2 separate regions of the Homo sapiens genome follow, and region 2 is linked to region 1. A link is a loop called in an ENCODE intact Hi-C map of the cell type or tissue named here. Cell type or tissue: pancreas. All regions are shown on one strand. Each heading gives the region's core, and the rest is flanking DNA. Links, peaks and the distances in the headings are about the cores only.

Evidence for each region. A loop is a pair of places that touch in the nucleus more often than their neighbours do. Peaks named below come from ENCODE experiments on the same cell type or tissue, not always from the same donor. Only the 100,000 strongest peaks of a DNase experiment are listed, where the experiment ranks them.
Region 2: it touches region 1 in a loop (4-fold over the local background); 98 of 110 quality-filtered maps call a loop at or near these places.

Annotation. Positions count from the first base shown.
Region 1 is chr6:108,525,606-108,542,125 of GRCh38, reverse strand. AFG1L (AFG1 like ATPase) reads right to left here. Exons shown (of 13, transcript NM_145315.5): 13 at 16,125-16,520. Among named protein-coding and RNA genes, the nearest start is that of FOXO3, 27 kb to the left of the region's middle. In pancreas, for the core only: no CTCF peak of the experiment used is centred there; no DNase peak of the experiment used is centred there.
Region 2 is chr6:109,055,177-109,071,696 of GRCh38, reverse strand. The region is part of intron 1 of SESN1 (sestrin 1); the gene reads left to right. It also overlaps the pseudogene RNU6-653P. Among named protein-coding and RNA genes, the nearest start is that of SESN1, 31 kb to the left of the region's middle. In pancreas, for the core only: no CTCF peak of the experiment used is centred there; no DNase peak of the experiment used is centred there.

The DNA.
Region 1 (16,520 bases), core at 5,101-9,100:
TTACTTCAAACTCCCATGCTCCGTGATCTTCTGAGGTTTGATGAGGGAAGGAGGAAAGGGAGAAAGGTGAAGATAAAGGGAGAGGGGAGAGAGGAAAGGGAAAAGAGAGAAGGAGGGAGAGGGAGGAGAAAGAGGAGGAAAAGGAGGAGAGAAAATGTAAAAGGCATGTACCTGTGGCTTTCATTGTATGTTCTTCCTTAGGTCCCCTCACCCTCCATTCAGCTACAGAGAACCGTCAGCGTGTGGTGGAGACAAGCCATTCAGTTGCATTGACATTTTGTGGAGTGCCTATACTGGCTGTTGGACACTGCGCTAAGGGTTGGTCTGCAAAGTGGGCACTTAAAAGATCCACTGCTCTAGAGTAGTTTATCAACATTCATTTTAGACGGTATTTTATTATCGTGAAAAGCAAGGTACTGTTTCAACACACAGCAGTCTTTCACAGGGCACTTTTTCATTTTGATAAAGTCCAATTAATCAGTTTTTCCTTGTATGGGTTGTGTTTTAAATGTCAAGTCTAAGAACTCTTTGCCTAGTCATAGATCCTGAATATATTCTTCTATTTTTTCCTCAACAATTACACTTTACATTTAAGTATGTGATTGATTTTTAAGTTAAATTCTGTATGAGATATGAGTTCCAGGTAGAGATTTGTTTACTTTTTGTTGATAGCTATGTTTATCCAGTTGTCCCAGCACCACTTGTTGAAAAGCCTATCCTTCTCCTATTGAACTGCTTTTACAACTTTCTAAAAATCAGTTGGACATATCTGTGTAGGTCTATTTTCCAGTTCTCTATTCTGCTCCATTAATCTCTGTGACCATCCCTTCACCAAAACCACACAGTCTTGATTACTATAGTTATAAGTCTTAAAATTGGGTAGAGTGATTACTCTCACTTTATTTTTATTTTTCAATAGTTTTACCTTTTTTAGCTTTTTGTTTGCTTTTCTATATAATTTTTATTTTTCTTTTAAGATGGCATCTTGCTCTGTTACTCAGGCTGAAGTACAGCTTCATGATTATAGCTCAGCGCAGCCTCAAACACCCAGGCTCAAGTGATCCTCCTCCCTCAGCCTCCCGAGGAGCTGGGACTGCAGGCATGTGCCAATATGGTAGACTAATTTTAAAAAAAAATTTTGTAGAGATGGGGGTCTTACTAAGTTGTCCAAGCTAGTCTCAAACTCCTGGCTTCAAATGATCCTCCCACCTTGGCCTCCCAACTATGTAAATTTTATAATAATCTTGTCCAGATATATAAACAATCTTGCTGGGATTTTGATAGGAATTGCATTAATTTTATATATCAATTTTGGAATTGTCATCTCTGCTATATTGAGTCTTCTATTCTATTTTTTAAATTATTTTATTTTATTTTTTGAGGCAAGGACTTGTTCTGTTGCCCAGGCTGGAGTGCAGTGGCACAATAACAGCTCACTGCAGCCTTGACCTCCCAGGCTCGAGGAATCCTCCTACCTCAGCCTCCAGAGCAGCTGGGAATACAGGCACATGCCACCATGCCCAGCTAATTTAAAAAATATATTTTTTTTTGTAGAAATGGAGGTCTCTGTATGTTGTGCAGGCTGGTCTTGAACTCCTGGGCTCAAGTGATCCTCCTGCCTCAGCTCCCCATAGTACTGAGATTACAGGATTACAGATGCCCAGCCAAGTCTTCTAATCTATAAATATAAGTATGTCTTTCCATTCATTTAGATCTTTTATGATTAGTATTTTATAGTTTTCAGCATACGAATCATGTACATGTTTTGTTAGATTTGGACCAAAGTACTTTTTCTTTTTCTATTTTTGGCAATTGTAAATGGTATCATATTTTTAAGTTGAGTATCCATGTATTCATTGTCAATATATAGAAAGACACTTAACTTTTGTATGTCTATCTTGTATCCTATGACTTTGCTGAATTTATTAGTTTTAGAAACTTTTTGTAGACTTTTTTCAATTTCCTACATAGACAATAATAGCACTTGCAAATAGGGATAGGTTTTTTATTTTTGTTCTTTCTTTCTGATCTGTTTGTGTTTTCTTGCCTTATTGCACAAGCTAGGACCTCAACTCTACTATACTGAATAACAGTTAAGAGAATAGACATCCTTGCCTTCATCTGGGTCTTAGATTGGACCAGCCCTGCATCCTGAAATACACTGTTCTTGATGATGGTGTATAATTATTTTTATATATTGCTAAATTATATTTGCTAATATTTTGCTGAGGATTTTTGTATCTACACTAATGAGGGATATTGATCTTTGGCTTTATTTTTTCATACTGTCTTTGGTTTGTGTATCATAGTAATTCTAGCTTCATAAAATGAATTGAGAAGTGTTACCTCTGGAAGAGACTGAGATTTTCTGAAAGACATTGAGTAGAACTTGGTGTTACTTCTTTTTTGAACATTTGATAGGATTCTCTAGTGAGATCACCTGGGATTGGAGACTTCTTTTTTTGGAAGGTTTTTAGTTAGTGATTTAATTTCCCTAATAGTTATAGGGCTATTCAAATTATCTGTTTCATATTTGGTGAGTTTCAGTGGTTTGTGCTTTTCAAGGAATAAATCCATTTCATTTAAGTTGTGAAATTTATGTGTGTACAGATGTTCAGTCTTTTTTTTATTATCCTTTTGTGTGCAGATGTGGGAGTTTTAAAATAAATAATACCTAATATAATTTTTGGCTACAAATCACATCATGATGCAACATTTCCAGAGATGCTCAGATGTTCTCTTTCTAGCAGCAGTCACTGATGTTATAAGGGCTCTTCTTTCTCACTCTTGTTAAAAAACATCACCCGGCCAGGTGTGGTGGCTCATGCCTGTAATCCCAGCACTTTGGGAGGCCGAGGCAGGCAGATCACTTGAAGTCAGGAGTTCAAGACCAGCCTGACCAACATGAAGAAACTCCACCTCTACTAAAAATACAAAATTAGCTGGGCGTTGTGGTGCATGCCTGTAATCCCAGCTACTCAGGAGGCTGAGGCAGGAGAATCACTTGAACCTGGAAGGCGGAGGTTGCTGTGAGCCAAGATCATGCCATTGCACTCCAGCCTGAGCAAAAAGAGCACAACTCTGTCTCAAAAATAAATAAATAAATAAATAACATCACCCATACCTTGAAAGTACTAATTTTTAAAATACTTGTAGTAGCATACTAGTGAACCACTTCCTATAGGAAAGGTCGGCAAATTTAGGACAATCAAGGATTTTAAAAATTGTTTTTCAAAGAAAGTGCATAATTCATCTTTAAGTCCAACAATTCATTTATACACTGCCATGAGCAATCCAAAACCCTTTATGTGGTACAAAAGATTGTCATGGCCACCCCTACCCCCACCATTTCATTTACAAAATACTGTAAAGATTCTGCTATAAAGATCTTGTGCCTTCTGTAAAAGTTAATGGGAAAGAAAAAAGTTTAAAAAAATTTCTTAAAGTCTTGTCTTTATAAAATTACTTATGTCCATAACATCCTGTAGCACGTAAACTGTAGTGTGAGGTGACTCACTGTGGGTGAGTGCACAAGTGACAATGCCATCCTCAAGGCCTCAGCATTACGAATGCCACGTCTCCTTGGGGATGAAAGGTGTTAGACCATGGCTGGCTCACAATGGACACAGAGAGGTGCTAAGGACCATCCAGATGGCAAAAATGAGTAAAACAATTTTTATTTCTAATTTTTCAGATCACTAATACAACAAAATAGAATTTCTTGTGCTTTCTTCCCGCTGGGTACCCGTGGTCGTCAAGTGCTCTGTGGTGTGCCCCTCCTGCCTCAGTTTGGCGACCACTGCCCCACACTGGTACTGTCAGTGTGCTGGCCTTGCCTGCCTGCCTGCCCCCACCACCAGAGATTTCTAAGCTTCTTAAGAGCAACAGCTGTGCCTTATCCTTCTTATCCCTCCCAAGCGCCTAACCCAGGGTGAGCAAAGCTCAGCTGCTCCATGACACTGGCTTCACGAACTGCCTGTGAACAGCCAATAAGCTCTATAATTTGCAGATACCCATTCGGACCCAGCATAGGTGGGACACAGTGAAGAATAAAGCCCAGATCCCATTCCTGAGGCTGCCTGAGGTACTGGGATGAGGGAAGTGTTTGCAAGACATGCCATACAGTCCAGGGTAGAGAGAAGCAAGAGCTGCTGGAGAAATACTCACAGAGTGCTGTGGGAGACTGGAGTCAAAGACGCTTACTGCTGGTTCATGCTGACTAGGACTGAGAAAGGCTTCCTGGAGGAGGTGGCATTCTGCTCAGTGGTACAGGCTTTTGTATTATGGCAGCAAGAGGAAAAGGACCAAGAAAAGGTGATAAGGTGAAGTTTTGGAGATGCCATCAAAGAGGGACACCCATCAGGGGAAAGTACAGAGGGAGGAGGAAGGGTGAAGGCCTCACCAGATCGCTCTCAAGGACAAACAAAAATCCACAGGTGGTGGCCTGGGATGTGGCAGTAGCACCCGCTACAATATTCCAGATACATTGGGTTTTTAATAACACTTTTTACCCAGCTGGGGAAAAAAGCCATTAGTTGCCAACTCACAGATGTTCTTCCTGTTCCTCCCATACCCCAAACACAGCCCTGCCTTTGGGCCCTTGTGCCAGCTTCCCTCTGACTAGAATGCTCTGCCCCGAGGGTCACCCAGCTGGGCCCCATGCCCTGCAGGGCTCCACACAAAAGCTGTCTCCTCAGAGGCCTTCTCTGACCTTCTGATCCCAGGGCACCCTGGACACTTCCCAGCACAGCACCCGTCTTCATTTTTGTCTCAGTCCTAAACACACCCTGTTGTTGTCTCATTTATTTTTATGGTGATTTGTTTACTATCTGTCTCCCCCACTCCACCCACCACCTCCACACTAGACTGTAAGGGTCAGGGATGCTGTGATCACTGACCATAAAAATGGAGTGAGTGGCTTCACCCTGGTCCTCTTAAAGTACTTTGTTATAAAGTCTAGTTTGATGAAATGGCCTCACTTGAGATGACCTCAAAACCACTTAATGGAAAAAGAGAGAGGGAGAGTGAGACAGAAATATAAAAGAGTTGGATTGCTCCAGTGAAATTTGATGTGTGAGGTTACCACGCAGTTTTAGTTTAATGCCTGTTTCAATCTACTTTGCCTCATTTCTCTAGCTTCAGTTAAAAAAAACAAAACAAACAAACAAAAACTTACTGTGCTTCATGTATCTCTCAAAGCTGCCTTAAATTGTCAGAGAACAGTGATCAAACTAATAAATATATTTAAAATACTTTGGGTATATAACATCAATTATTTGATTTCTCAAACAATTTTATTAGGCCAGACTCGGTGGCTCATGCCTGTCATCCCAGCACTTTGGGAGGCCAAGGCTGGAGGATCACTTGAGCCCAGGAGTTTGAGACCAGCCTGGGCAACATAGGGAGACCCTGTCTCTACAAAATCAAAAAAAAAAAAAAAAAAAAAGTAGCCAGCCCTGCCTCCCTGTAATCCCAGCACTTTGGGAGGCTAAGGCGGGTGGATCACCTGAAGTCAGGAGTTCACGACCAGCCTGACTAACATGGTGAAACCCTGTCTCTACTAAATACAAAAAAATTAGCTGGGTGTGGTGGCACATGCATGTAATCCGAGCTAATTGGGAGGCTGAGACAAGAGAATGGCTTGGACCTGGGAGGTAGAGGTTGCAGTGAGCCGAGATGGCACCATTGCACTCCAGCTTGGGCAACAAGAGCAAAACTCCATCTCAAAAAAAAAAAAAAAAAAAATTAGCCAGGCATGGTGATGTGTATCTGTAGTCCCAGCTGCTTGAGAGGCTGAGGTGGGAGGATCACTTGAGCCCAGGAGGTTGGGCTTGAGCTTGCAACGAGTCATGATCATGCCACTGTACTCCAGCTTGGGTGACACAGTGAGACCCTGTCTCCAAAAAAAAAAAAAAAAAAAAAAAAGCCTTCTTTAGGAAGGTTAAATGTTACTCAATATTAAGTCCTTGTTTCCTAATCTTAGTTAATCATTAGGTTCACTGATGACACTTATTTTAAAAGTACAGTTTTTTGGGCCTCTCCAAAGAAGATCCAAGTTCAATAAGTTTGGCATGGGGCTGAATAGTCTGTATTAGCTTCCCAGGTGGTTCTGATGGTTCACTAGGTTTGGGGAACAATGTAGGAAGTCATCCTTAATTATCATCCAGCAAACAGTATCAATGGCGAACTCTACTTGCATGAGAGCTCAATAGTGTGAAGAAAATAGTGTTAAAGAAGTGAACATTTTTGCTGAGAATGTGCTGATTATAATGTTCTCATATGTAATATAATGACATATTTGGTCAGATTCTCCCAATGAATGATGATGTCCAGAACATGCCGGCACCTCAGGGTGCCCTCTTCAGGAGCCTCTTGGGTGGCCGAGGACCCCCAGTCCTCCCTACCTGAGAGGAGGGTCGTACAGGTCACCCTCAGTACTTCCAACCGCAGCAACTCAGCCCTTGGAAAAACCAACACCCTGACTTTGTTAATCTTCCAGAGAGCAGGCGAGCACCAAGACCCTGGGAGAGGCTGCCGCACACACACGAGGAGGGACCAGAGCTCAGGTGTCTGAACTTGTGGTCATGAGCCCCTGGAGAATCTATGCAAAACCTCAGCAGATTTTTGTGCAGAACTTGGTTACAGTGGAGATTTCTGAGCATTCATCCTCAGCTTCTTGGTGGAGCCCATGACAACAAAAGGTTAGGGCCTCAGCTTAGAGAATGAGTTCACGTCACCAAGCACAGATTATCCTCGGCCCTTTGCAGTCTGTCTCACAGGAGAAGGTTTGCACTGGGAGGAAGACCTAAAGTCCACCCTCCATTCTGCTTCATGTAGGCAGAGGGAGCAGAGGGCACACGTGCAAACATGAAGGGCCGTGAGTGCTGCGCAGAGAAGCCGGAAGGTGAAGGCCAAGCTACCCCAGGCCAGGGTCCAAGAATAGGAGTGGAGGAGTGACATCTGGCCATCATCTGTGCCTCTGAGCCCCTAGCAGGTTCCTCAGGGCTGCCTCTACTCATCTTCCAGATGGAACTGAAATGCCAGCCTGAAGAATGGGAGCCTGTGACCCAGCATCTCTCTCAGAATAGGAAGGGGGTTTGAGGACAATCGTAGATAACAATTGCTGGCTAATGAATGTCTGCGCAGTGCTGGGCACTGTGAGTAATGATCTCTGATGCCCACAGCACCCTGCAAGGTTGGTATTCTTTCCCCCATTTTACGAATGGGGAGATGAAGGTTGAGCAACTTTGGCTAACACACCAGGTCACACAGCAGGTATTTAACCCGGGTCTGAATCCAAATGAAGCTGGGTGAGTGAGGAAGCCGAGCTCCATACTAACTGGGGTTTGCCTATCATGGAGCTGAGAACCTAGCCGGCCTCTCTTGATCCCAGTCCAGACCCTTCTGCCACATGTGGAGCTTGGAAAGAATGAATGAACACAGAAAGCAGGTTCAGCACTGCAGAGGATGTAAATAGGGGCAGATGCAGGCTGTCAAGTAAAGAACAGGCTGAGGACACCCTCCCTGGCCCCTGCCCCCTGGGGCATAAATTCTAGCCTTCAGGCACAGTTGAAGGGGACTGAAACTCAGTGGCACAAACTGGGGACAAACCAGAGCCTTGGAGGAGAAAGCCTTCCCCAAACCAAGTGTCAAGGTGGGTCTAGAGAGCACACACAGGCTGCAGATTCAGTTCAGTCTGAATAAGGACGGTGCCCTGGGTCACAGCAAGAAGAGGGACCTGCCTTTAGCTGTCATCAGGTTGCCGTGGGGCCCTCTAACTTATGCTATGACAAGAGCTCTGAGTGCCAATATTCTGCCTGCTCCTTCTCCATCTCCATGAAGGAGTCCCCTCCCAACCACCACAGCAAATCCTCTCTTCCTTCCTCTTTCTTTCTCTCTCTCTCTTTTTTCTTTCTTCATCTTTTTTCTTTTCTTTCCTTTTCTTTTCTTTCTTCTTTCTTTCCTTCCATCCTTTCTTTTCCTTCCTTCCTCCCTCTTTCTTTTCCTTCCTTCCTTTCCTTTTTCTTTCTTTTTCTCTTTCTCCCTTCCCCTTCCCCTTCCTTCCTCTCTCTCTCTCTCTCTCTCCCTTTTTCTTTCTCCCTTCCCCTTCCCCTTCCTTCCTCTCTCTCTCTCTCTCTCTCTCTCTCTCTCTCTCTCTCTCCCTTTCTTTCATTGATAAAGAGTCTCGCTCTGTCACCCAGGCTGGAGTGCAGTGGTGCCATCTCAGCTCACTGCAACTTCCACCTCCCAGGCTCAAGCAATTCTCCTGCCTCAGCCTCCAGAGTAGCTGGGATTACAGGCGTGCACCAGCACACCCGGCTAATTTTTGTATTTTTTGTAGAGACAGGGTTTGACCGTGAAGCCCAGGCTGGACTCTTGAGCTCAGGTGATCCACCCGCCTTGGCCTCCCCAAGTGCTGGGATTACAGGCATGAGCCACTGCACCTGGCCCCTTCTCTTCCTTATTCCCCACATGTAACTATGGGCTACAAAGTGGTGATGGTAAGGTGGGAGTTTAGCTCATCCATACATCAGCTGTCTATTTTGCCCCAGACTTAAAGTTGCTTTGTCATGGCTTGAGCATTATTTTTGTGCTGTTAAATCTAATTATGTCAGTACCACAAAAGCATAAGCAATTATTTTTAATTCTACAAACTATGTTGCTCTAATCAATAGAAATCAACTGATACTTCTTTAGCAATTGAATTTAATATTCTGCCTTTTCAAAGTTTGGTTAAAATGTGATAGGTTATTAGTGCAAAATGAGGGACACATTTTGATGATAGCAGCAGTTTTTACACTGTGCACCCTGAATTTGGGGTTCTAAAGGGGAATTGTTATGTCTTGAAGGACCAAATTATGTCTAATTTCTCTCTGAACATTCAGAAGAATAACATTCATTATAGCTCCCTCTTCTGAATTGCCAGAGCACTTTGTAATTTCTCGTTGTATGGATGACACTCGGCCCTGCACTGGTGCTCTCTCAACTCTTTTCATCTCCTGGAGACTAGGGATGGGTTTTGTTATTCTGCATCTCTCCTCCCCAGCACAGTGTTTGTCCCTCAGTCCTTTCTATGCCTTTTACTACATTTCCTGGCTGACTTGAGTGCCCTGGTCTTCCCAGGATACCTGGGCAAGGCTCTTCCTTGACACCACATTATGTCTGTCTGTTGTCCCTAAAAGATTACAAGTCTGTCATGGTGAGGGAGTTTGTCTCATTATTCTCAGTGTGCCCGGCTCCTGGCACAGAGTAGACAGCAAGTAAATGATGAATGAATGAATGAATGAATGGTGAATATCTGTACACCTTTTTTTTTTTTTTTTTTTTTGGCCAGAGTCTCACTCTATCACCCAGACTGCAGTGCAGTGACATGATCTCGGCTCACTGCAGCCTCCACCTCCTGGGTTCAAGCAATTCTAGTGCCTCAGCCTCCCAAGTAGCTGAGATCACAGACGTGCGCCACCATGCCCAGCTAATTTTTGTATTTTGAGTAGAGACAGGGTTTTGCCATGTCAGCGAGGCTGGTCTTGAACTCCTGGCCTCAAGTGATCCGCCCGCCTCGGCCTCCCAAAGTGCTGGGATTACAGGCGTGAGTCATCGTGCCCAGCCCTGTACACTATTTTTAATAGCTTGATAATTCACATACCATAAAATCCAACCATGGAAGGCACACAGTTCAGCAATTTTTAGTCTAGTCACAGAGTTGTGCGATCACCACTACAATCTAATTTCAGATGTTTTCATTACCCCTAAAAGAAATCTTGTACCCATTAGCAATTATTCCTCATTCCTGCCCTCACCCCCAGGCCCTACTCTTTATCGCTATAGATTTGCCTACTTGACATATCATACACATGGAGCCATACATATGTGTGCCCTTCATGATTGGCTTCTTTCACTGAGAATAATGTTTTCAAGGTCCATCCTTGTAGCAGCACGTATCAGGACTTCATTTTCGTTGCTGGATACTACTACTTTGTATGTAATGCCACATCATGTTTATCCATTCATCAGGTAGTGGACATTTGGGTTTTCACTTTGGGGCTAATATAATAATCTTTTGCAAACATTCATGTACAAGTTCTTGTGCGGATATATATTTTTATTTCTCTTAGGTATCTAGGAGTAGAATTGCTAGATGCTTAATATTTTGAGGAGCTGCCAAACTGTTTTCCAAAGCTATACCATTTTACATTTTCATCAGCAGCATATGAGTTCCAATTTCTTCACATCCTTGCCAGCCTTTTTTATTCTCCATCTCTTTGATTCTAACCATCCTAGTAGTGTGAAGTGGTGTCTCACAGTGATTTTGATTTGCATTTCCCTAATGAGTCATGATACTGAGCATCTTTTCGTGTGTGTATGGGCCATCTGTATACACCGTTTGATCAAACTATAAATCATCAGAGCTTCACAGAAATAAAGGTCTTAGATGAGGCCCAAAGAGTAACATTAAGTGACTTACCCAAAGTTATGTGCATGAGATTATATATGGTTAGTAGCAGTACAGGATCTCAGATACACTCCTGACTCCTAATGGTGCTCTGTTCTTCCCACCTGCCCCTTCTCTCAGGATGCCTCTGGATCCCCACCTGCTGGAGGAATGAAAGGCTGGATTCCTTATGGGTCAGGTTAAGCATGTGCCTTGGCACTGCTTGATTTTATGCCCTGCCTATTCTTCTTTGGTTAGATTGATTTCAACTCTGAAAATGGTTTTCTATGGATGCAGACTTCATATGTGAACAAATGGTTTTTATAACTTGCATCTGCTTAGAGTTTTAAACAACTGACGGCTCAAGTCCAAGCCCTAAAGAATTGGAAGCAGCTTTCTTGGCCACTTGAGTATCAAAGTCGGGTTTAAAGTCATCGGATACATTTAAACCTGTCTACCTAATATTTTCACTGTGACCCAAAAACACAAAACCCAAGTAAGACAGTATTTAAAGTTAAGGGATGCAGGGGGGTTCTTCTTGGGGCAGTTATAGCATATGTGTGAATGTTGAGGTTTGGGGCAATAGAGAGATGTGTTGCTATTGCTAAGCCCTCCAGAGACAAGCCACATGGGTCTGGAGATGAAGCCAAGGAGAGCAGCCATTCTTAGTGTCAATTCCCAAGGAAGGGTCAGGTCCTCAGACAAGAAACAGACCCTGAAGGGGCTGGCCTGCGGGCCGTCTGGTGTATAGCCAAGACAAGCTGGATTATGCTGCCATAACAAATAACGCCAAAGGTCTCCATGGTTTATTAGAATGTAATTTATTTTTATTTTTTCCCTTATTTCTCCAAGAAAAAAACAGAATGTAATTTTATTTCTTGCTCACACAGCATTTGCCATGGGTAGTTTGGCATTTTCATGTGGTGGCTCAGCCTTCCAGGCAATTTTATCTTGGGTGTCTCTGTCTCAACATGGTATTTCCAGGTTTTCCATGCAAAAGAAAAGAGATCTAAAAGTTCTCAAGCCAGCTAGTAAGAGCTTCACCTTGGAAATGACACATGTCACATCACTTCCACTCACTGCCAACTAACTGCTCAGAAATAATCACATGGCCTTGCCTAACTGCCAAGGGGGCAGAAAGTGTGACCCCACCTGTGTGCTTGGAAAGAGAGAACTGGTTATGGGCAAGTTCTAGCAATGACTGTCATGGAGAAGAGGCTTCTTTTTGGACTCTGCCCTTTCCAGGAAGCACTCAGAGGTATATGTATGTCTGTGAGTATCGTCTTGTGGAGGGGATAGAAGAGGTATCTGGAATCTGGAAGGAGAGCTAGAACAAAGTGGAGATTCATGCTGAAGATGATCACATTAAATTTTATTAGCCATATCATCTAGATTCCAAGTATTTTCTGAATTTATTATCTGTTTCCCCAAAATATATATATATTTTTGAGAGTTTCATTCTGTTGCCCAGGCTGGAGTGCAAAGGCACAGTCTCGGCTCACTACAACCTCCGCCTCCTGGATTTAAGTGATTCTCCTGCCTCAGCCTCCCAAGAAGATGGAATTACAGGCACAAACCACCATGTCTGGCTAATTTTCATATTTTTTGTGGATATGGGGTTTCACCGTGTTTGCCAGGCAGGTCTTGAACCCCTGGCCTCAAGCAATCCACCTGCCTCAGCCTCCCAAAGTGCTGGGATTACAAGTATGAGACACTGTGCCCGGCCTGTATCCTCCAAATATTAATGAAGTCTTTCTCTTAGCTGATAGTTGGAAAACTGAACAGGTGTGGCTCACGCTAGCCTGGTAGACAATGGAGAAGGTGATCTTAGGTGCAAGCGGGAGCCACATGTTCCAGATGAGGTTAGCCAGTTTTAGAGATTCAAGCTTTAATTTTGATTTAAATTGCTGACTTTTCCTTAAGGAGCAATGTAACCAATCTATAGATTCTCCTATTAAAATAATAACTCTTTTTCTTTTTCTTTTTTCTTTCTTTTCACTCCTGGCTTCAAGTGATCCCCCAACCTTGGCCTCCCAAAGTGTTGGGATTATAGGCGTGAGCCATCGTGCCTGGCCAAAATAATGACTTTTTTTTTTTAAAGCTGTAAACTTCATTATGTCCCACATAGCATCTAGCAGAGTGCCTTGTCATAAGAAGCACTTGACAGTGTTTATTCAATAAATTAAAGAGTGAATCAGAGAAATGAGAACTATCTACTGCATTCCCAAAGGCCAGCTTGTCCTAGGACTCTCTGGAGTCTTATCCCCAGCCCCCAGGTGGATAATGAGAACTGGGAGACTCCAGAACTGATCCAGTCACTGTAGACGAAACCGTAGAAACATGCAGGACAGGCTGAAAGTCCTGGGATCACCTTTGCTCAAACTGCTCCTGTCTTCAGATTGTTGGATTTGCCATTCATTCCAATAACTAACCATTCTCCAAGTCCTGTCCTGCACTGATACTTATCTTGAACCCTTTCTCCATCATGTAACATGATTCTAATGTCTATCCCTTCTTTTCTGTTCCCAACATCACTGGCTCTTGTCGACTGCCAAGGGGCCAGTGGCAGAGTATTAGAGTACTGCAGCTGTGTGAGTGCCTGAGACAGTATCACTGCAAAAGGTGTAGCACTGCCAGAAAATATTTCAGTGTGGAGGATTGGGTTGGGTAACTATTTGAGACACACTGAGTTTACGCAACATTCAAAAGGAGAGATCCAGTAGGCAATTGGAAGTACAGAACAGGAGACTGGTGGAGTCAGGGATGGGAAGACACACTTGAGAATAACTGGCATCGGCTGGTATTTGTTGCTATGGACATCAAGAAAAGAGTGTGAAAAAGACGTTATGTGTGAAAGTACTTTGTATAATATTGGGTGTTGTTTTTTATAATCGCCATTTTTATGTGGATCCAAGAAAGAACTTAGATGGTGAGAAAAGGAAAAGGAACCAGAAGCTTTCAGAGAAGGAGGAGCTGAGACACAGGAGGAGAAGCTAAAGAAGAGAGTTGCAAGGTTGGGGCTGGGCTGGCAAAGTGCTTAGGGCTCAGAGCAGTAGGCAGCAACAAGGATGACATGAGGCAGTGGCTAGGGGGTCTCAATGGGTAGACTGGCTACCATCTTCTCCTGTATTCAAATTCCCATCCAGCTTGGCCCCACCCTTCCCATGCTTAGCACCCCCTCTCCACTCCAGTTGCCAATACCAGCTCTTACCAGTGGGCTCCAGTGGGCACATGGGAATCCTTCATCCCATTAGCAATAAACTCAGCCTTGTCCAAGGGTGGTCCAGGGACCCTTGAGGGACCTGTGACTCTTAGTGAGTCCATGAGGTCAAAGTCATTTTCCATAAAACCACTAAGACATTATTTACCTTTCTCACTCATTCTCCCACATGCACACAGTTGATTTTTTCAGGAGCTACATGATGTGTGATATTCCAACAGAATCTGTCTGTATTTTACTAAACCAGACATTGGCAAAAATTTAAAACAATGCCACTTTTCTCACTAACTTGTTTTTTGTTTTGGAAATGCTGTTACTTTTCATAATGCTATTTAGGTAATATTTCATGTGCTTATTGTTATTTTTAAATGAATTAAATATCTAACAATTTCTGTTTGATTTCTAATACTGGTGATTATATATCCCACCCACATAAAAGCTCTTTGGGGTCTGCAAGCATTTTGAAAGTGGAAAGTGGGGCCAAACGTGGTGCTCATGCTTATAATTCCAGCACTTTGGGAGGCCAAGGTGGGAGGATCACTTGAGCCCAGGAGTTCGAGACCAGCCCTGCCAACATAGCCAGAGCCCATCTGTGTTTTAAAAAAAATTTTAAAAATTAGCTCAGCATGGTGGTGCATATCTGTAGTCCCAGCTACTTAGGAGGCTGAGGTGGAAGGATCACTTGAGCCTGGGAGGTCAAGGCTGCAGCGAGCCATGATTGTGCCTGGGTGACAAAGTAGGACACTCTCTCAATTATTGTGAAGATTAAATATTTCAAAGTTTGCCAACCACTGATTCCAGTTCTTTGCCATCACATATGGGGTTGTGCAAAACAACACCCTTGTGCATACCCCTACACCCACATCTTTCCTGTTCTAGCCTCAAGACCCACGATGACTTTAAAATGGGGGCTACTATTATTACTACTACCAGAAGGGCTGCAGAGCACAGGGTCGGGATCCAGAAGACATATGCTTACTCGATATGCTTGTGAAACCACTTACCCTCCGAGTGCCCCAGTTTCCTCATGGGTAGTAGGATAATTGCATCTCCCTTGCAGAATTTGCTGTGGACGACGGATATGGTAGGAGCAAACGATCCTTCCGCCTTGGCCTCCTAAAGTGCTTTCTAAACTAGGAAGTGCTGCGTGGTTAACTATTTTGACGTTGTTAGTGTGGGTGGAGAAGAAAGGCAGAGGAGCCTTGGTCCCCAGGGAGGAGAGGGGTGGGCTCTGGGAGGTGACTTTGTGTGTGCCAGTGTGCTGATGACCTGGGCTCCAGGAATCATAGCAACAGCCTCTGCTCCCTGGAAAGTGCCGTGGTCTCTGCATCAGGCGCCCAGAGTCAGGACCCAGCTGCAGGCAGGGCTCTCTGTGCGTACCGGCTGTGTAGTCACAGGCAAGAGCTCCACGGCCTGCCTGATTGGCGGTGATCAACCCTGCTGCACCTTAGAATCTTACAAGGAACATTAACAAGTGCTGATGCTGGGGCCCCACATCTGACCCACCATACCTGACCCTGGATGTGGACCTAGGCCTAGGAATGTGTAGCCTTGAGAACCACTGGCCTTTTTTTTTTCTCCTGTCAGTTCATCCTACTGACCACAAGATGGTGCCCTCTTTCTGGGAAATCTTTGATGTTCACCAAACAAGCAACAATTCATTTTCTGTATTAATCCTGAAAACATGGATTTGAATTTAACAATCTTCTCCAGCATCTCATTAAGCCAGACCCGTGTGCTCTTGGTGTCTAGCCATTTAATGCGTATCTTTTCCCTTCTGTTAGAAACCAGTGGGTTGGAATGTGTCTTCTGTTTTGCATTCCTCAAAAGGCTATAACACAAAGCAGAAAGTAGGATTTATGATCATAATCATTAGTATCAATAACAACTGATGTTCGTTTAATCCTTTGCCATTTGCAAAGCGCTTTTCACCAACAATCCTCATAGTAACTCTATGAAATGGGCATTATGATTCCCATTTATAAGATGACACAACTGAGGCTCAGAGCACTATCTTGGTCGAGGTCACAAAACAATAATTAGCAGAACTGAATTTTCCAATGCCAGATCTCAAGCCCTTTCCACTGCATCATTAGAGACCAGCAATCAACCACCGGGAACCCAGAAAGTACAGCCCTGAGACAGGAAAATTCTCGGGACGACATCCAGAAAGCCCCCTAGGCAAGCAGGTAAGACAGACTGATGGCTCCATGCAGCACAGACGAAAGGTCAGTGGACAGGCATGTTTGACTGGACCGAATGACCAGCTAGGGCAACAGATGTGAGGGTCCTAGTGAGCTGCTGGACTGAGTCAGTAGACACTCGACAAGAGGGCAGATTTTAACATTTGTAATTTTCTGTTCCAGAAAAATGAACTGCTATATGCCAATAGGGAACATTCATCTTAATTCTGACTGTAAAAGAAGTTATAAACTCATTTCCAAAGAAAATCCTTTCCTACCAGCAAGTGACTTCTTTTGAGATTAGTAAATCTAATAAAGGTAACTTACAGACTTGCTGCAAGACAGATTCCCGTAACTGATCAAGAACCCAAATGTCAGGGACCCAGGCGCCCAATCCTTCTGCATGTTTTTAATCTCAGATAAAGCAGCCGTCAAGTGTAGGTTCAAGTTACTTGGACCAGCAATACTGTTTTCAGGACAGAGGCAATGAAATGGAAAATTTAATACGTTAGCACTTTGCTAATTTTATTGACTTCGGTTATATCTTAGCAATTCATTAATCTGTTTTAGCTGTTTTCTGTGTCTCAGCTTCCCTGTCTATAAAATGATTATAATGGCACCTATCTCATAAGACTGTTATATGGATCAAAAGAGTTTATTTATAAAGCACATAGAACCATGCCCA
Region 2 (16,520 bases), core at 4,986-8,985, 530 kb before region 1:
TCTTATGATGCTGGTCTTAAACTGGCAGGCCCTCACCTGGCAGTTTACAGGTTAAAAGTTTAAGTCTGGCTTCCAGAATATGAAAACACAGGGAGCTCAGCTGAGCACAGCAGAGTTGCAGCCCTCATGTAACATGAACAGGAAATACATATTAACACAGAAATTGATCCTAGACTGCCGGGGTCCATATCCCGATTCTGCCTGTCTAACCTCGAGGAAGTTACTTACCATCTCTGAGCTTCAGTTTATCATCAGCAAAATGAAGATAAAAGGACCTTCATCTCTTTAAGGTACTTAGCATTGTGCCTGTCTTAGAACTTAGTATGGTAAAAAAAAAAAAAAAGAAACAAAAACTATCTTTGTATATGCCTTAGTTATCTAAAATAGCACCTCTTCTTACCCTCTAGATCCTTATCTTGATTTATTTTTCTTCTTTGCCCCAAACACGACCTGAACTCGTTATTTACTTATATATTTATTCTGTCTGCCCTAGTAGGTTATAAGCTCCAGGAAGACTGAGACTTTTTCTTGTTCATTGCTGGACCCTCTAGACCAATGCTATCACATACATTGTCCAACAAATGTTTGTTGAATGAATGAATAATGTTAGCTATTATTATTACTTGGCAGTTTCTACCCACCCTCTCTCCCATCTGTGTGGACTGACTGTAGCTTTTTCTCTTTAAATGAGATGGGTAAACCAGGAGGAAAACGTCCTTCCCTACCTGGGTAGCTGAAGTCATAGCTTCAAAAGGAATATTAATTTCTTATACGCTCTTACTACTCAAGGTGTAGCCTATGGGTCAGCAGCATCAGTATCACTTAGGGAAGATATTGGAAATGCAGAATCTCAAGCCTCACCCCAGTTCTACTGGATCAGACTTGAATCCCCAAATGGTTCTAATGAATGTTATAGTTTGAAAAATGCTATGTTGACCACTTTAAGAATTTTGGATTTTATCTTAACAGTAATAGAGAACCACTAAAATCCTTTAGGTTGGAGATTACATTTTCAGATTTTTGATTTAAAGTGATTAACTTGTATTAGAAACAGTAGTTGTCTTTGGAAAAAGTAGCCATTGGCTGGGGACAGGAATGAGTCCAAGGCTTTTCACTGTATACGTTTTCATAAGCCCATTTCAACTGGTGGGCCCTGGCGGTGGCCTGTCTATGCTGTTCTCCCACCCCAATCCCACCCACCCCTACACTATGAAGGATAGACACCCTGCCCTCACATCAGCTGCTGCACACCCCACATACAGCTGCTGCCTGTCCACTTTCTGAGCCTAAGGTTGCGTACATGGGCCTTGTGTTCAGCCATAGGGAGGACAACCCATGTGTAGGCCCAGAGAGCTGGCTCAGCCCATTTGAGTAGAGATTCCTACGGTTCCAAGTACCTGAAGCATAATCTGGGTGGGCACATGCCCTAGTCCTGTGGACTTCATCTCTCAGAGGGGTGCAGCTGGAGGAGGTCCACAGCAGGCCCTCTAAAGTGTAGGGGCCCCACTCTCTGGGTCTCAGAGACTTAATGCTCTTTTGCACTTCCTACATTCAAATCACGTGAAAGTATTTTGTTCAATGTGAATCTGTTACCTACATTTAAAAAAATAAAATGGAACATTAAAATAAAATGATGGTTCTTGTGTGGGGCATGGATAGGTACAACAAAGGAGGCATGAAGACCAGTTAAAGGGCTGTTGCATTGTTTCAGCAGTAGGTGATGTAATGCTTGGATTAGCGTGATAATAAGATGTGGTTTCATCACATTTTTTAAGTAATTCATTGCTATGTTTTTTAAGTTTCATAAGCTCAGTATTAATTTTCTTAAGAGTTTGTGGAGGCTGGGTGCAGTGGCTCACAACTATAATCCCAGCACTTTAGAAGGCTGAGGCAGGAGGATTTCTTGAGGCCAGGAGTTTGAGACCAGCCTGGGAAACATAGTGAGACCCCCCCTCCCACCATCTCAACAAAAAAATAAAAAGTAAAAATTAGCTATGTGTCGTGGTACACGGCTGTGGTCCTGGCTACTTGGGATGCTGAGGTGGGAGGATCACTTGAACCCAGGAGTCCCAGGTAACAGTGAGCTATGATTGTATCACTGCCCTCCAGTCTGGGTGGCAGAGCAAGACCCAGTCTTAAAAAAAAAAAATTAAAGTTTGTGGGAATTAAGTTTTCTGGCCCATGAATATTTGAAGATGTTTTTACTTTTACCTCAGATTTTGTTACAGTTGATTTGAATATTAGGTTAAAATCATTTTCTCTCATAACTGTGAAGGCATTATTCCATTATTTTCTAGCATCTGGTGTTTATAATGAGAAGTCTTATGCCAGTCTCATTCTTATTCTTTTAGCATGGAACTTGGTGTTTTTTTTTGTTTGTTTGTTTTATTTTACCCCTCTCTAGGAGGCTTGTTTTTCTTTTTTCCGCAACTTTTTTTTTAAACCTATCAAATAGTTCAAAAAATAGTATGGAAAATGCCATATACCCTTCACCTAGAGTCACGTATTGTTAACATTTTGCCACGATGGCCTTCTCTGTTTTTTTCTCTCCTTTTGCTCAACCTCTTGAAAGTTACAAACACTTCACCCCAAAATACTTTATCATGTTTTTCCTAAGAAGAAGGACATTCTGGGAACTTAAGATGCTTTCATTTATCTTTAGAGTTTGAAATTTCGGCTGGGCGCGGTGGCTCACACCTGTAATCCCAGCACTTTGGGAGGCCGAGGCAGGTGGATCACCTGAGGTCAGGAGTTCCAGACCAGCCTGGCCAACATGATGAAACCCCATCTCTACTAAAAATACAAAAAATTAGCTAGGCATGGTGGTAGGTGCCTGTAATCCCAGCTACTTGGGAGGCAGAGGCAGGAGAATTGCTTGAACCCAGGAGACGGAGGTTGCAGTGAGCCAGGATCGTACCACTGCACTTCAGCCTGGGCAATAAGAGTGAAGCTCTGCCTCAAAAAAAAAAAAAAAAGCCCAGGAAATTTCACTGGTGTATGTCAGAATATGTTTCTCCCCACTATGCTTGGGTCTTTTCAATATAAAGATTGAATCTCAAATTACTCTTCTATCCTCTCTTTTGTTACTTCTCCTCTATTATATCTCTTATGTCTGTCCTTTTTTGACCAATAGTTAAGTGTTAGACCTTCATCTTAACCTTTTTTCATATACCGTTTCTTTTTTGTCTTTTTACTTTATATCTTGGAGAGTTCCCTGAACTTATCTTCCAAATTACAAATTTGCCCTTCAGCCCAGTTCTATTATTCAGTTCTTCTATTGACATGTTTATTTAGCAGCCATGTTTTTAACTTTCAATAACTCTTTTGTATTCTCAGATTGTTACTTTCTCTGAGCAGCCAGTTCTTATATTATGAGTATTTTATTCTCTGATGATATCAATTAAATTTTTAATTAGTTTCTTTTTCTCCCTGCTGAATCAGCCAGGATCCTAGCAGAAAATGGATGGCACACTCAGCTGGGGTGACTAAAGAGAAAAAGGACTGTCTACAAAGGTGTATGCAGGGTTAAGAGAAACCAAGAAGGGATGATGGGCATTTTGAACTAGTGACATCTGGAAGTCACTGTCCCCCCCAAACTTCAGGGGCAAAGGTTGAGTGTAGTTACTGGAACTCAGTGAGGTCTGCAGCTATAAGAGAAGCCTGCCTGCCTAACAGGAACTGTGGCCTTCAATAGAGGAATATACCCACTTCTGCCTTCAGAATAAATACCCTGACCTTCTTCTCCCTGTCCTCCAATTTGTTAGTGCCTCTCTATCATAAACCAAACAGTAAGAGTACCGTAATGATACAGTCCATAGTGGTGAGCATTTTGAAGCACAAAACAGGGTAGAGTAGGGCAGATACATACTTTGCAGGGGCAAATAGAACATATCCAGCATACCTGTATTGTGTCTGTTTCATGCTATTTAGGAAGACATTTTGATGAGTGGATTGAGACTGTGAAAAGAATAGTACTTGGGGCTGATCTGGTAGGATAAGGCAGCAGCAAAAATAAATTGCTCTTGTGAATAGTCAAGGTGAGTGCAGTTGAGAGTCCTGAGGAAGTGTGTATAGGATTTGAGTACTCAAAACTAAGAGATGGAAGAGGAAAGACCGGAGAGAGGGAGAGGTAATAACACAAAGCTATAGCCATAGGAATGAGGCTCTGCCGATGAAATGGATCCCTTTGAAAAGCTTACATTCCTTTTTTGTTTTCTTTGAATTTGGAGGACAGTTATCTTACTTAGCGTTCAGTTTTAGGGAATTTTCTCTCCTATTTTTACTATCTTTTACCTCCAAAATGTCCATAAAAGACTTCTACCCTTGATGACTACACATTAATGATGATCTGTGGAGTGACAGCAGGGTGGGCACTGTGCAGGAGGGTGTTATGGGAGCTCAGGGAAGTTGGTCATGGTGTGGAGGACCTGCAGTGACAGTGATACAATCCCTTTGTGCCCAGATAGACTGGAGACCTACAGATAGGGAGGGGAAGTTGTGAGTGAGGAGGCATTGGGGTTCAAGCTGTTTTGTTGAACAGTGAGGGCTGGAGGATGGTGGGACATCCAGACTATAGGCTCTTGAAGTTATATACTCTTTTCCTCTTCAGAAAAGCAACCAGATTAAATTGTATTAGAATGAAAGGTGAAAAGCATACATTTTCAAAGTAGGCCTGTCTGAGGAAACATAATTGATTTTGCGAATATTGCACCAGAAGAACCAGGGCCAAGGAGATAATAAGATGATGGTGGCTTTTTGCCTTTTTCCTCCAGATCTGAGAGTTTCTATTGTATTCTGGCATCTGTTACTTCAACGTTTGCTGTACTGTAAGTCTTCATTGACACTTGACCCAGGCAAATCCATTTTTCTCTACATAGTCTCTCTCGAACTTTTAAGCTTAGCACTGTCTTTCACTATTGCAGCATGTTTCTTTTTGGGATGGTCATTATTTCTTCTCTTTTAAAAATAATATCCATTTATATCTGTTGGTTATTCAAGTGGTATGGCTGTGTCCACCATTTGAGTTATCTTCATGAGCCTCTTTTTTCTACTTCGTATCACACATACTTGAAAACAGAAGACTATTGTTGACTTGTTTAGTTTCATCTTATTTTTATTAAAATTTAAATGCCATCACATGATCTCAGTGCTATGATACATGTCTGGATCTTGGTTACTTGAATTGGTCGATATTTCTTAAGGGAAATAGAGTAGACCCACATATAATTCCCACCTACTTTCTTTTTCATTTTATCCCAGAGGGATCCACATTCCTTCCTTACCCTAATTCACTGCAGGGAGACAAAGAGAAATAATAACCCTCTTCCCCTACTGCTCCAGTAAAAATTACAACAAATCATAGTGACTTTAAAAAAAAAAAAAAAGAAACAGCAAACCTTCGTGATTTAAAAATAAGCAAGCTTATGTTTTGCTTCTTCCCCTGTGAGGAAGCTACAGCAAAGGCTCTAGGGAAAGAGTTTGGTAGAAATCACAAATTTGTGTATTTTTGTTTTAGTTTACAGACATGTTATTAAGCCAAAAATCAAGATACAGGATCTAACAAAGGCTTTTTATTACCTGTCAATATATGTATTAGTTGGAAATAATTAATTTGAATGTAGAACCAGGAACTATTGTATTCGTTTAATAATTTTACCTTTCACTGAGTATGGATAGTAGTGATTCTTTTATCCCTCTTAAACTTGCCTCTTTTAAGATTTAAGGGATGATCTTATTCTTAGTTTAGGCTCTTATCTTACATTAGACGAAAAGGAGTTCTAACTTTGTAAAATACCTTCAATGTATTGGTTTTAGATTCTAATTATAGATAGTATCTTCTATTATAATAGAGAAAAGGTATAGTAATAATTTCAATATTTTAAAGTAATATTAAAGTAATTTAATATTTTAAAGAAAATAATTTTTTTGTATTTTAATAAGGGGTCAGTATTTTAAGACACCAAGAATATTACAATCACATATGTCAGAAAGAGAAATGTGTGATCCAGGGTCTTTTCTACACCTGAACACACATTTATCTTATTTTTTGGCCTGCAACCTCGTCCTTATTACAATGGCCCAATATCTTGCTTTTCTTTGTTTTTTCATCCTCTAGTCATATTGTTACACATTTGAGGCTATTTAAGAAAGAAAAAGGACTCTGCTTCAGAGTTTTCTCCCTATGTCTTCATGATCAAATAGAAAGGAATGTGTGAGAGGGACAATCAGGTGATTTTTAAAACCAAGTGAATTTATATTTTAGTTATTTCAATCACAGTGAATTGTTACTTCTTTTAATATTGGAAAAATAAAAAGAAACAAATCTCTGAAAATTGAATGAGTAAATGAAAACAGGAAAAGAAGAAACTAAATAACAATAGTTATTCTTATAAATCTGAGAAGCATCATAATAATAGTATTAGGGGAAAATAATTTTTTTTATAAACCTATAAGAACACTGATAGTGATAATGATTCTCAGACATGCCTAAAGTTAAGGAAAATATATGCTTATAAAGGTTATGATAATAGATGTGAAAATGGGAAATAATAGGAATAGAGAACTGAAAAGAGTTAATGGGCTATTAAATTCGGGAACTTAAGGAGAGAGGGATTGGAAATAAGTGCAAAATTTTGCAACTCAAATAGCACAGTTTCTTATGTGACAGGTAACCTATGTTACATACTTGATGAGGAAAACAAGAGGACACAGTACTATTCTTGATAACTTTTTTAAATTGTCACAGTATGTAATATGAAGACATTTAGGCAACTAGAGGGTGTAGAAAGTAAAACAGAGGACTGGTTATTGTTGCTGTTGTTGCTGTTTTGCCTCTGTTACATATGTAGAGATTGCTAAATTGTTACTAGTTTATCACCACACAGATTTTGCCAACCTGAAAGTGTACTCTCAGCGATATAGACTTGTTTATACTTCATATACTCTATGCTTGCTATCCCTCCCTCCCTCCCTCCCTTCCTTCCTTCATCTCTCTCCCTCTCTCTCTCTCCCACCCACTCTCGGTCTTTCCCTTTCCCTCTCCCCCACCCCACCTCTCCTCTCCCCTCCCCTCCCCTCCCCTCCCCTCCCCTCCCCTCCCCTCCCCTCTCCTCTCCTCTCCTCTCCCCTCCTCTCTTCTCTTCTTTCATTTGATATTTTTTATGTCCCATGTTTTGATTTGGTGATTGATGATGAACTGTGGCTTTCAGATCTTCCTTTTGTTCTAAAGCACATACTGTCCTAAATCATTTTCTATTTTGGTGTTAATTAGTACATCATTGGGCAGAGTATTGTCTAGGTAGCTGAATCCATGATGCTTTGGAGCTAAATACACTATTTTCCATTATAGCCTGATATGTGGACTAGGTCACCTTTAGATTTATTGACTCTGAGCTAACTCTGGAGTCATCTATAAACCTTTATTTATCATCTTGGCATATAATCAGGAACATAAGGGTATAGCTGTTTGAGGATTTGAATGATCATATGGCCTGTAGGAAAAAAAGGGGGCAGTGGGGGAAATTCTAGAAGTTGACAGATATCAATCAAGCCAGTTTAGTGACAAGGCTAAATACTAGTTTACTAAGATTCTAAGACTATTTCATGATGATTTTACCGTTCATTGTTAATTTCCATGTCATGAATTTCAGTTCTTTAGATCCAAAATTGTATACATGGCTCAATTTTATTTTTTCTATTTAATGCAGCATTGATATGGGTAAAGTAAAAGGCTACAAGTTGGGGTAAAATAAATGAAAATCTAATTTTTTTTTTAGTTTTTTTTTGGCTTTTTTCTTTTTTTTTTAAAGGATAACTATTTTCAGACATTTTTGGGTACCAGACAACTTGTAGAAGGTATTTTTCTTCTTTTGAAATGTGTTAACTTCACAATATGTAATGAATAGCTTTATATGTAAATGGTTAAAACTCCCCTGGTGACGAATTTATAGATTGAGTAGAAAGACAATCAGATTAAAAGATGGTAGCACAAGACGTATCTGAATCAAAGTATCATCAAAAGCTTAAAAGCAAAAGGATCAGCAAGGGTACATAGGAAAATGCAAAGGGGAAACAGCAGTAATCACAGCATTAATCTCAGAGAAGACCTCAGGATTCAAGGATTAGGCAAAACTCATCTTCTGGCAAGATAGTGAGTTCTCAGTTGGGATGAGCAGACAGTTCCCCAACTGTGGTTCCCTAAATTTTGATTGCTCTGTCTCCATGAACATTTCCACATCATCTCTATCCCCTCTGGTCCCATCACTGTAATTGAGTTGCCTACTGGGTATGGCTCATGGAAAATTTGGGGCAAGTCATTGGTCTATGCAGCCTACTGGCCTTCCCCCCAACCCCCTGCCCAAGGGCAGGCTTCCTCTCTTTTCTCGTGTGCTCCCTCCCACCACCCCACCCTCCTACTTATTTCTCTTCAAACAGTTATACCTGAGCCTATGTTGGCAGTTTCCCTCTCCTCTTCTATCTAATATAGAGGTGTGTCTCTACCCTGGCTGACAGACATATTCATGCTCCCCTCTCAGGCCAGAAGCCTGCCCGACCTCTACAGGGTGACTCCTGGGACTCAGACAGGGCAGTGACCAAGGGCTGTTTCTCTCTGCAGGAAGGCTCTATAACCCATTCGTTTGGTATACTTTCAGACATCTCGTTCTCCCTGAGACCAACTATGAAGTGTGTTTCAAACTTTGCAGATGCAGTTGTATATTTACCTTCATACAGCAGTCCCACCTTATCTATGGTTTCACTTTCCTCACTTTCACTTACCAACAGTACAGTATAATGAGGTATTTTGAGAGAGAGAGAGACCACATTCACATAATCTTTATTATAGTATATTACTATAATTATTCTATTTTATTGTTACTTAGTGTTTTTAATTTCTTACTGGGCCTAATTTCTAAATTAAACTTTATCATAGCTATGTATGTATAAGAGAAAACATAGTACATAGGGGGTTCAGTACTACCTGTGGTTTCACACATTTATGGGGGTCTTGGAATGTGTACCCCACAGATACCAGGGGACTACTGTGTATGAATTCATGTTTTAATACAGCTATTTCTGTGTCTCTCTCTTTCACACGCACACACCATCTTAAAATTTTTATATATGACTTCTCATAGTGTTTTCGTTAAAGATAAATGTTTTTACATGGCCTCACATAATTTATCATCCAAACTGGGACACTGTGAGAGAAGGGATTACACCAAGTCAACAGGAGTAAGCCAAATTGAATAGTCAGCCTCCCTGCAAGGCCCTCCATGGTGTGGCTGCTGACCTTGGCAGCCTCATCTTGCAATGTGCTCTTCCTCGCTCTGTGCGCCTCAGACTCACAGGCCCTCTTTGCTTACTGCTTACTTTTGCTCAAAAGCCTTTGACATGCTTTCTCCTCTACCTGGACAGAGCTTTGCCTCTGCTCTCTTATTCACCTAATAAACTCCCCTTGTTCATTTTTCGGATTTCTCTCAATTCTGACTTCCTCAAGAATGCCTTCCAGGCTGGGCATGGTGGCTCATGCCTGTAGTCCCAGCTACCTGGGAGGCTGAGGCAGGAGGATGGCTTGAGACTAGGAGTTCAAGGCTGCAGTGAGCCGTGACTGTACCACTGCACTCCAATCTGGGTGACAGAGTAAGACCCTGTCTCTTAAAAAGAAAGCCTTCTAGGGCTTCCCTAACTTGATCCATTCTCTCTCATTATTCCTCAGAGCACCATCTTTTATCACGTTTAGATAATTCTTGGATTAATTTCTGTCCTCCACTAAAGTGAGGTTTAATGTGGGTAGAGACCATATCAGGGTTTTCTCATCATTTATTTTTTCATCACTCATTAGGCACATAGTAAAAACTAAATAAATATTTGTTAGATTAATTAATTTTTTTTTTGAGACAGGATCTCGCTCTGTTGCCCAGGCTGGAGTGCAGTGGTGCGCTCTCAGTTCACTGCAACCTCTGCCTCCTGGGCTCAAGCCATCTTCCCACCTCAGCCTCCTGAGGAGCTAAGACTACAGGTGTGTGCTACCATGCCTGGCTAATTTTTGTATTTTTAGTAGAGACAGGGTTTCACCATGTTGCCCAGGCTGGTCGCGAACTCCTGACCTCAAGCAGTCCACCCACTTCCATCTCCCAGAGTGCTGGGATAACAGGTATGAGCCACCTCACCCAGCAGGTTAATTAATTTAAAAGAGGAAGATGAAGATCAAGTTTATTGCATATCCCAAAATATTTAGGTAGAATTAATTCTGATACATCCCCTTTAATTTTTGTTTAAAATACATGGTACATTTTTAAATTATAACTGAAAGTGTTCAAAATTTAAAATTTTTATTTTACATGTTATACACAAATAGAAAATTTCTAAACATTAAATTTGTTGAAAAAAATTTTTTGGTCAAGGCTGTTTTTTTCTTAGATCGCATGCCTGTCTATTATTTAGGTTTAATACATGGAATCAGATGTGGTTTCACAGATATGTATATTAGTACATTGTTCTTTTTTCCTAAGGGAAATATAAAATTAAGAGTAACTTATTGTTGCTTTAATTTTAGATTATGTACATTTTAAAGTCAGATATACAACTGAGTTATGAATAATATGTGTGAGATATTTCAAAAAGTAAAATGCATTTTTAAAGAAATTGTTACCTTTCTGAGTAGCAATTTAATCATAAATTAAATCAGGGTTCATATACATGTATTGATTTAACCATTTAAATGTATTTGATTTGAAATTGGTCTGTCCTGATGCAAGGATTCAGAGGGGAGAATAGAAAGAGCAGTGGATACTTTTCCTGGAGACATTGAAAGTTGCCTGGCATAAATTTAACACAGAGAGAAGGAAGATTATGTCATTATTCCTGATTCCCTTGGTCATTCGTCTTGTGGAGAACAATTGCTACATTCCAGTAACAAGTTTTCTGAGGCTTACTAATAGCTCCATGACATATTAAGTACTGATCTCATTTAATTATAATTTCAGTGAGATTAAATTATTCTATGTAGTTAAAGTAGAATCGAGCATCCTACAGATGCTGCACTAATTATAGTTATTGATGGCCTACTTTTTCTGACCTAAAAAGGTAAATGAGGGAGGGAATTGTCTTTGCCTTTGAGGAATTTTCCCTCTAAAATAGATTAGTTCACTGTCATTGCTGTTTATTTTCACCTAACACTTTTCTAGAATCTTCATAAAACTGCACAGTACTGAACTAATCAATAGAAAAGGCAGATGAATATTCTCCCAAAGGAAAAAAGGCTTGGCAGGTCAAATCAAGCATGTCAGATCTCTCTTGCCACTCCCAATTAGAAATTGTAAAGTTTTATAAACAGGTGCTTTAAGCAAAAGATGGGATCTGTGGATCAGGAATACATACACAAGACACTAATTTTAAAAGCTATTACATTTCTTAAAATACTTATCTAAAAATTCTCCTTTTAAATTTTTTAGAATCTATTCTAGAAAAAAAACTCAACAAATTATCCTTTGTTAATGTTTTATTTAGTGGTGTGGCTTTTTCCACAGATTAGATTGTTTACTCCTTAATATAAATGTGTGTGTGTGTGTGTGTACGTGTGTGTACACATGTGTTTGTCTTTTTTGTTGTTTGTTATTGTTTATTAATGTGTGATTAACAGAGGCCTAGCTTTGGTGCTTTCAGGCTGAGAACTAAAGGGATGATTTGTAGAAAACTAAAGTAGGTCAAAGAATACCATGGTGTAGCAAAGGGGAAGTCCCTGTGTTTAGTCACATTGTTTTGCCTCTGGTGGAGTTCACTTTCATTGTTATAGTCTAGGCCTGTCTTCCTGTGAGTGGAAGAAATCGTCAAATTGCAGAAAAGTCTCGGGAATATTATCATAAGTAACTTTTTAAAACAATATGTTATTGTAAGTTATTGGAAGGGCCGGTAGGGGCAGCAAAGGAAAAATAAAAAGTAGAACTGAATTTATCCCTAAATTAATTTCACAGATCAAAAGCAAAAATATGCATGAATATGACACCTTCTCTAAGTATGATGTAAGGAGTACTGTGTGGGTCTCTGTGGGATGGGAACTAGCATTTCAAATTTTGCCCGCCTTGTGCTTGCTTCAGCAGCACATATGCCAAAGTTGGAATGATACAGAGAAAATTAGCATGCCCCTGCACAAGAATGACATGCAAATTTGTAAAGCGTTCCATATTTTAAAAATAAAAATACAAACAAAATTTTGCCCTCTTATTCTGCTTTTTTATATATAGCCATTATGGAAGTGACCATGTTTCGAAATCAAGGAGCTGTTCCAGGCTTTAGCAATCCATGTCATGTTAGTTCTGAAAATATGCAACTGAATAAACATTAAAAGCACACCTACTGATCGTTGCAGTAGCAACTATCACACTTTTATGAAACACCATTTTGTGTCTGCTTGGCTATGATTAAGCAGTACTATTAGAATCCAGGAATGTACTCTGGCTAGCTTCAAAGATCTTAGACTGTTTTTTACATCTCAAAGTTAAAATGAATTTCTCTTAAAATTAAATTTTAAGAAATAGCTTCCTCAGGTTGGTTAAATGTTAAGAAGTTATCTGTAAATTATGTGTGTGTGTGTGTGTGTGTATGAAGTGATATATATGGAGTTACATAAATTTTGAAAAACTTCGTTTTAAATTTGGTGTTTCCTCAAATATAGTATACTTGATATTTTGGATTATGTTTTCTCTTACAGCAGAAGGTTTATTCTCTGACTAAATTTCCTTTCTTTAGGTACCCCCCTACCCACCCACCCTTTATAAGGGCAAGACACCTATGAGAATATTAAGCCTTTTAGCTCAGAGTTTTACTGAAGTTATTTTCTATTCTTGTATTTGCCAAGAATTGCTGACAACTTAAAAAACTATCATACGAGTGAAAACCAGTTGCCTAGATTGTTTGATGATTTTGGTCAAGTGTGGATCGGGATTTCCTGTCATTTTTCTTCCTCTTCTGGGGCTGCATTGCTTCTATCTCTCAGCAATTGTACACTTGGAAAGAAAAAACAAAAGAAGGTCACTAGATCTGAATTACTTTTACTTCTGTGCCAAATGAAACTTTCCTTCTGTTACGTGTTACAATGTTTGGCATCTTTTGGCATCTAGAGAGAGATAAGCAGTTAGGAGGACAATGTGGGATCTGTACAGTCACGCATCACCTAATGATGGACATATGTTCTGAGAAATGTCATCAGGCAATTTTGTCCTTGGGCAAACATCACAGAGTGTACTTACACAAACCTAGATGGTATAGCCTACTGCACACGTAGGCTATATGGTATAACCTAGTGTTCCTAGGCTACAAACCTGTATAGCATGTTACTATACTGAGTACACACTGGCAGTTGTAACACAATGGTAATTATTTGTATATCTAAATATATCTAAGCCTGGGCAACATGGTAAAACCCCATCTCTACAAAAATACAAAAATTAGTCCTGTGTGGTGGTGTGTGCCTGTAGGTCCAGCTACTTGGGAGGCTGAGGTGGGAGGATCACTTGAACTCAGGAGGTCAAGGCTGCGGTGAGCCGTGATCGTACCACTCCACTCCAGCCTAGGCAACAGAGCGAGGCCCTGCCTCAAAAAGTTAATTAATTAATTAATTAATATATCTAAACATAGGAAAGGTATAGTAAAAAAAAAAAAGTTACTGTACAATATTAGGGGACCCTGTTGTATATGCAGTACATCATTGACTGAAACATCATTATGTGTTACATGATTGAACCTCATCTAGAGACAGCCAGTTCCTTCTCTTGGGCTGAAACATGTTCCTGGAATTCATATGATAAAGCAGGTTATCATCAAGAGAAACTCATTTTCCTATGGATTATATGATCCAGCAGCTTAGAATACATTTCTGAATTCTTTGTGTTTTGGGGTGTAGCTGAATGAAGTTTTTAGTATGTCAAAGGGAGACATGTTTTAAGAAGTAGGCATTCTACTGAAAGTATTGTAATTGCTTGCTGAATGAAGGGGATAATCCTTGCCACTGCCTTTAAATACTAGGAGTTCCTGCAGGACAGCCTGAATATTTTTTCTGGATCATTAAATGAACAACTGGGTTCCAGAAGATAAGAGAAGTATGAACTTCTGAGCAGAGGTAGATCCTTGAATAAGAGGAACCTTTCTTTAGAAACAGTAATTGAATTTTGGGAATTGTTGAGTATGTCAGTCTGGAATGTGTTTGGCTGCAAATAACAAAAAAACCCTACTATGTAGTATAAACAGATAGGGGTCTGCCTCCACAAGAAGTCTTAATTAGGCAGTCCAGAGCCGGTGTGATGTTCAACTACATTAATAAAAGCCCTCTGCCATCCTTAGAATGTGATTTGTATCAAGGTTGTAAAAAGTCTGTTGTACCTTCACGTATCAATCACTATATTTCTGGCATCTATTGTTGTGTAACAAAATTACCCTAAAACATATCAGATTAAAACAATAAATATTAATTATCTCACATAGTTTCTGAGGGTTGAAAATTCAGGAATGGCTTAGCTGGGAGGTTCTGGCTCAGGGTCCCTTATGAGGTTGCAGTCAAGATACCAGCTGGAGCTGCAGTCCTCTGAAGGCTTGTTTGAGCTGGAGATCTCCTTTCTAAACTAACTCACATGACTGTCAGCAGGAGAATTCAGTTCCTTACCATAGGGATCTCTCTACAGGGTTCAAGGCATGGCAGTGGACTTCTCTCAGAGCAAATGATCTGGGAGAGTGGGGAGGGTCTAGAGTGTGTGTGTCAGGGGAGGGAGAGGACAGATGGAGATAAGAACAAGATGGAAGTTGCAATGTCTTTTATAACCTAATCTTGGAAGTGAGCTATCACTCCTGCCATATTCTGTGGTCACAGAACCCTGATACAGTATGGGAAGGGACTATACAGGATGTAGTCCCTTCAGGAGGGAGGCATCACTGGGAGCCATCTTGTAAGCTGCCTCCTACACATCACAAATATGTACTACACAGTGAGAAGGAAAGGAAAGAGACAGTGCTAGCAGACTTCTGTTTGTATCTCATTGGTGATAACTGTGTAACATAGCTTCTCAAGGGAGGCTGGGAAGTCAAATGTTTAACTTTCATAGCCTCTGTAGTAGAGACAGGCAGAAGGAAGTTGGAAATGGAACTTGGGTTAGCCTACTGTCCATTTTCTGCCACTACCAGGGCATTTGATGACAGTGACTACTTTTAATTTGCCTGTATTGCCTGTTCGTAGAGTTAATGATGCATCTTCTAGGAGATTAGGAGTAGCCCAGAAAATTGCTTTTTGTTGTTGTTGTTTTTCCAAGACAAAGTCTTGCTCTGTCACCCAGGCTGGAGTGCAGTGGCACGATTATGGCTCACAGCAGCCTCAACCTCCTAGGCACAGGTTATCCTCCTGTCTCAGCCTCCCAAGTAGCTGGGAAAGGTGTACGCTACCATGCCTCGCTAATTTTTAAATTATTTGTAAAGATGAGGTCTCCCTATGTTGCCAAGGCTGGTCTCAAACTCCTGGGCTTAAGCAATCTTCCTGCCTTGGCCTCCCAAAGTGTAGGGATTACAGGCATGAGTCACTGCACCCAGTGAAAATTACTCTTTTAAAAGTGTGGTGGTTTCTCTAGTTGTTTTAGAAATAAAGTTCTCACTGGCACCTAGCTAGCTAACAGAAATAGCTTAAATTGTGAATCATAAGTAGTTTGTTGTGAGGAAATTTTAGGTTACTTTCTCCTTTGTATTCTTCTACATTTGTTTGCATAAAATATTTAGGCAGTAAAAATTCTGAAATCTAAAACTATACCCAATGCCAGTTTTCAGATCCAAAAAGAAAAATTCTTCCCAACCACAAACATATTGAGTAACTACTATATATCACGGACAATGAGTACAGATCTTACACAATTTTTGGAAATTTAAAAATAATCTCTGTTAGGCACTATTTTACTTAGTGATAATTTTATTTGTAATGGTTACTAGACTTTTGTGAACCATATTGTTGATTGAAATAACCATTCTGGTTTTCTTTCTTTCTTTTTTTTTTTTTTTTTTTTTGAGGTGGAGTCTCGCTCTGTTGCCCAGGCTGGAGTGCAGTGGCATGATCTACACTCACTGCAACCTCCGCCTCCCAGGTTCAAGCAGTTCTCTGCCTCAGCCTCCCGAGTAGCTGGGATTACAGGTGCCTGCCACCACACCCGGCTAATTTTTTGGTATTTTTAGTAGAGACAGGGTTTCACCATCTTGGCCGGGCTGATCTTGAACTCCTGGCCTCGTGATCCACCCACCTCAGCCCCTCAAAGGGCTGGGATTACAGGCATGAGCCACTGCACCCAGCCACCATTCTGTTTATTATATATTCTTTCATTAATTAATACCAAACTACATTTCTGAAAAATACCACACAACTTGAAAACAAGAAAGTAGAGTCTGAAAAACTAGGGACCCAAGAAGGATTGGAGAGGAAAGTGAAGGGAGTTAGATGCAAAAAATAAATTGAACGGAGATAAGGACCAGGGTTATCCTACCCTCCCTTTCCTCTT